Regions from separate parts of the Mus musculus genome. Here region 1 is linked to region 2. The links are chromatin loops, found by intact Hi-C in ENCODE. Cell type or tissue: left cerebral cortex. All regions are shown on one strand.

Region 1 (2,500 bases), 1.0 Mb after region 2:
CCCCTCCCCTTTTTTTGGTGAAGCTGGGGAAGGGGGCGTTTTCTCCTTGTTGGGAGAAAGGAGGGAGGAGGGGAGAAGAGGAAAGGATGGAATATCTTTTTATATAATGCATGGGGCTATATTGCAGAAAGGGTTAATGACAATATTATCCACACACATACATTTGCGTGTGGGTTGTGTTGGTGTGTGTGTGTGTGTGTGTGTGTGTGTGTGTGTGTATACATGAGCAATTTAGTTGAAGGACAGAAGAAGGTACACCAGGGAGGGCTGGTATGAGGCAAGATAAAATCCTAGCTGGCTGCTGAAGGGCTTGTCACCAGTTGTCCCTCTTTTCCTTTTTTTGTATGTGCCCCCCACCCCAAGTGATTGGCTTTGTGTATGTGTTTGTGTGTCTGTCTTTATTCCTGAGGCACCTGCAGGCAGCCTTGGTTTTTCAAATGCATATTTTCCTGCCTGCTAAGAGGCTCCTGGTGTGTGTGTGTGTGTGTGTGTGTGTGTGTGTGTGTGTGTGTTTGTAGGATGGAAGGAGCTGGAGGGAGACAGTCCAAGGGTCACAGAAAAGTATCTTTGCCTGGGAAGATTTGCTTTGGTGCTGGGATTGGTCATTGGTGTGTATACATTTAACTGCTTTCTTTCCTCCTCTTCCTCCCTTTCCCCACCCTCAACACACACAGCCACACATACACAGGAGGTTCCGAGGGCCTCCTGAGTTGATCCAGGACAAAACCAAAATATGGTTGGTTTGTAGCCTTTCATGGCACCTGACATAATGGTGTGGAGAAACTTTTCTCTTCCCTTTATTTATTTATTTATTTATTTATTTATTTAATTTATTTATTTATCTTTGCTGATATTGTGTTATTGTTTCAGGGGTGCCAAGTTGAGCTTTGTTAATGAGAGCATAAGCCTTATGTGCACTGACTGTGCAGGTTTAGGTTGTGGGTTCTAGACCTGTGTTTGGATGTCAAGTTTAAGTGTTTTTAAAAAGGCAGTCTTCCTGTCTGTCAGACTTGTTCATTTCTGTAAAGTGCTTTGGATGGGGGTGGTGGCCGGTGGCTGGTAGCTACTGGTTGGGGAGGAAGGAAGGGAGGCTGGCGATCCTGGCCTTGGTGATGACCAGAGATTTTGATGCTAGTATTTGGCTTAAACATCCATTTTAGAGTTGGTTCTCTGAGTGCCAAGTATTGAGTGTCACCAGTCAGGATGCTTATAACTGTGTTTTTGAACTTTGCAGTGGTGGATGGGTACTGCAATGTGACCTCTTTCTTGCTTTAAAATGGGCATTGGAGTGGCATCATGTCTCCTAAGAGAGAATGCTGCCTGGGCTTTGGCTCAGTATGGCTGCCTATGGTTGGTGAAGGAAAGACTTGAAAAAGCTGCTTACAAGTGGTTCTGTGCTCTGGGTAGTTGCCATGCCCTGCTGGGTGGCCCCACTTAGTCAGCAAGAGGGGCCATCTATGTCTTCTCAGGTGGAGATGGAAGAAAATTTTGCACTTGTTTTGCTAGAAAATGTTCTTGGTCCAGTCTTGTTTTAAGCCTTAAAATTTATAATCTTTAAAGACAACCGAGTTCAAGATGTACCTTGAATACCATACCTCTTTCTGCGATGCAACTTACTTCTCCGAGACTTTTCTTGATTTAAAACCTGAGGATGATTTGGTTAGCTGAACGCTATGGTACTTCTGTATCCACACGATATCACATATGTAATGGTGCATTGGTATAAAGGGTATAATTAAAATTTTTTTTTTGTATGAGAAAGTACATGGAACAGTAGGGGTAAACTCCAATGCACCCAACACCCCCAGAGCCCATAACTTACAATTCCTATGTTGCTCCTTCTGTAGTTCATTGAGCTCTCTCTCATCTTTCAGACCTGCTCTGATGACATCTGTAAATATTTCTGCATTAACCTCTCAAGTATATATAAATGATTCAGATGACTTTAGAAATCCCCACAGTACCATTATCTCTCCTCAGTAAATTAACAGTTCACTAGTATTCTGTCGAGTTATGTTTTTTAGAAAGTTCAGATTTTGTAGAAAAAAACCTGCTAATAAACCTGTTAAAACCATGTATTGGAAGATAAAAATAATCATGTTTACTTTTTTTTTTTTTTTTTTTTTTTTTTGGTGGTGGTGGTGGGGGTAGTGGTGGTGAGCGAAGTGTAGATATATTGGCTGTTAACACACTGTGTCCATGTTGGATGGTTTGAACCTAAGCTTGCAGTGACAGTTAGAGAGTCTCTGATGTTCACTACACTAAATTTGAAAGATTTACTGAACCGTCACCGAAAAATGTGAAGGCTTAGGTGGAGCAGGCAATTCAACTCTGAGCTTGGATAAAAGTGTGTGTTGAGAACATGTGTATGGCTCTTACCCTCTTACACTCTTGTCTCTCTTTTGCCTCTTGCCCCCTTGCTCCCCCTCTGCTCCCCATCCCCCCCCCCCCCCAACTCCACATGGCCATGGCCGGCCCCTGCTTCTCTACTCTCTCCTTC
Region 2 (2,500 bases):
TAAAGGGATAATAAATGTCTCATTTAAAGGGGGGATAGTGGTAAAAATCTATAGAAAGTGCTTGACCTACTGAGTCACCTACCCATCTCCAAACACCTAATCATCTATACAATGATCTCTGTGTGTCATCTGAATTTTTTTCCTGGAGATCACAAGCACAAAGAGGAGTCACAAGAAAGACCCCATTAATGAGCACACCTATTTGGTTTTAGTGCTGGGTCTAAACCCAAGGCTTAGGATCTCTAGGGTACCACTGAGCTATGCACCCAACCCTTAGTTATTTTGTGATAGGGTCTCACTATGTGTCCCAGACAGGCTCAAACTTTCTAGATAGTCTAGGTTGGCTTCAGACTCATGACTTACTTGTGTCAGTCTCCCAAGTGCTGGGGTCATAGGCATCCAACATTATGACCCAGATATCACTAATGTGTGTGTGTGTGCGTGTGTGTGTGTGTGTGTGCGTGCATTTTCATGTGTAAACAGGTGTGCATGTATGTGTTTGGAGGATTGCCTTGGATGTAGCTCTTCAGAGATTATTCATCTTATTTTGTGAACCAGGTTTTTCATTGGCATGGAACTCACCTGGGGCTGGCCTGTGAGTCCCCTGATCTACCTGTCTCTGTCGCCCCAGCTCTGGGATTTTTACCAAATACCACCCCATACCTGACTTTTTATATGGCTTCTAAGGATTAAAGTCAGATCTTTGTGTTTGCATAGTAAACACTTTACCAACTGAGCTATCTCTCCAGCGCTGCCCCTGTCCCCCAATCCCATTTTTAACACAAATTTGAGCCTTTGATTTTACTCAGGTACAGAATTATGCCTTAGAGTTTATTGAAGGAATTAAAAACAGCAAGACTTTTAATGATGATTTATGGATTAAAAACATCATGCACACAGCAGCAGAAGGTGAATACACAGGAAAGCTGTCGCCCTCTCTCTTCCCTTCCCTTCCTTCCCTTGCCTTCTTCCTTTTCCCTTTAGTGTCTTCTAAAGAGGAGACACAGATTCACAGCTGTTACCTCACTTTGTTTAGATATCGTTGCAATGTCCTCTTGTCTGCAGTAGGAGAAGGGCCTGGACATCCTGGGCCAACCACTCTCATTTCTTTATCCAAGTTCTTGTTCCCTACTGCTGTTCCTGTCCTCAGCCAATTAAGACCCTGCAGTGTCTCTTGGAGTTTTCTTCCCTAGATTTACTGTTGGCCTCGAGGGGGAGCCCAAGACTTCCTCATAGTGGCAGCTGGGCTCAAAGGCAGACAGAAAAACTGGAGCTCCTCACCCAGTGTTCTGGGTGAAAGGGTCAGATAATTCAAGAGATGAATGTCAGAGAGGAGGGTCAAATCTGGTTCTTTGAAGGCCTTTTCCTCAATTAAAGCATTACATTTTGATGGATGTGATGGAGGCCGAAGAATTGCTACAAGCTATGGGCCAATCCAGATGACATAGAGAGATCCTATCTCAGATAACCAACAAGCAAAATAAACAACAAACAACAAAACCAAACTGAATCAAAATAAAAGTCGTATAGAACATTACTCCTTGTGGCGATCGTTCCTCTCAGCATGTTTTGAGTGTGAGGCAGTAAAACCAACTTATGCTGTCTGTCATGGAAGTCCTCATGTAATCACCATTTCTCCTTTAGTAAGCTTGGTGACAGCCGTTGGACAATAAGCGGCCTAGTCCTGATGAAGTAGAAATGTAAGGGTTCTTTGGGAAGTCATTTGTATCATCAGATGGTGTTTTGCTGGGACAAACATGGGAAGGAACATTTTATGACATAGACACACGTGAAAGGATGTTTTGCTAATGAAAGCATGTAAAAGAATGAGTGGTGAACGATTCTTCATTAATGACATGTATGTATTGGTCTGCCTTACATTGTATGGTTGAGCTCCTTTTTGGGGACTCCATTGAGAGAAACGGACCAACAAACTTCTGGTGGTATGTTATGGCTTCTTGGACTTCTTGTATGTTTCTGCGGACTTGGGCTGATTGGCAGACTGATGTCAGCTGAGACAGACTCATGTGCTGAGGCAAGACTGATGGAGTGCACGTGATGTTTGGAAGAAGTATAAATAGAACTCAATGGCCAGTAATGGAGGCTGAACAAGGCTTGCTTATAGAGCTAGCAGTACAGCGCTTGTTGGTTTCCCAACTTTGCTGATCTTTACTTCATTGAGAGAGACACAGCACAGAGCTTCTCTTGACTTCCCTCCTGGTCCCCTCCTGTTGACTTGTGTTGATTTGGCTAAGGCCTGGCTGTTCTTGCTAGATCGTGACACCACTACTGCTATCCCAACACGATTGAACTGGACTGCTGGTGTGCCTGTGAAGTGTTTCAGAGTGGACTGAGCTGCTGTTGCTGACCTGTAACCTGAACTGCTGATTTCCTGACAATGCAGATGGCATTTCCTTCAAAGAACCATTTCTAAATAGGTCCGTTTCCCCCGATTCCTTTCTTTTCCACGACCTTTGGTGGGTGGTGGGCTAGAAGGGAG

The links. A loop is a pair of places that touch in the nucleus more often than their neighbours do. Peaks named below come from ENCODE experiments on the same cell type or tissue, not always from the same donor. Only the 100,000 strongest peaks of a DNase experiment are listed, where the experiment ranks them.
Region 1: a loop joins it to region 2, with 2.9 times the contacts of the local background. A loop is called at or near these places in 3 of 42 quality-filtered maps.

What each region holds. Positions count from the first base shown.
Region 1 is chr5:132,538,407-132,540,906 of GRCm38, reverse strand. All of the region lies in intron 1 of Auts2 (autism susceptibility candidate 2), which reads left to right. Among named protein-coding and RNA genes, the nearest start is that of Auts2, 3.6 kb to the left of the region's middle. In left cerebral cortex, no CTCF peak of the experiment used is centred here; DNase peaks (open chromatin) are centred at 364 and 1,353; H3K4me3 peaks cover 815 bases.
Region 2 is chr5:133,584,090-133,586,589 of GRCm38, reverse strand. It overlaps Gm36667 (a long non-coding RNA gene), which reads left to right. Exons shown (of 5, transcript XR_868576.1): 2 at 2,256-2,438. Among named protein-coding and RNA genes, the nearest start is that of Gm36667, 13 kb to the left of the region's middle. In left cerebral cortex, a CTCF peak has its summit at 1,206 (motif pointing right); a DNase peak (open chromatin) is centred at 1,214.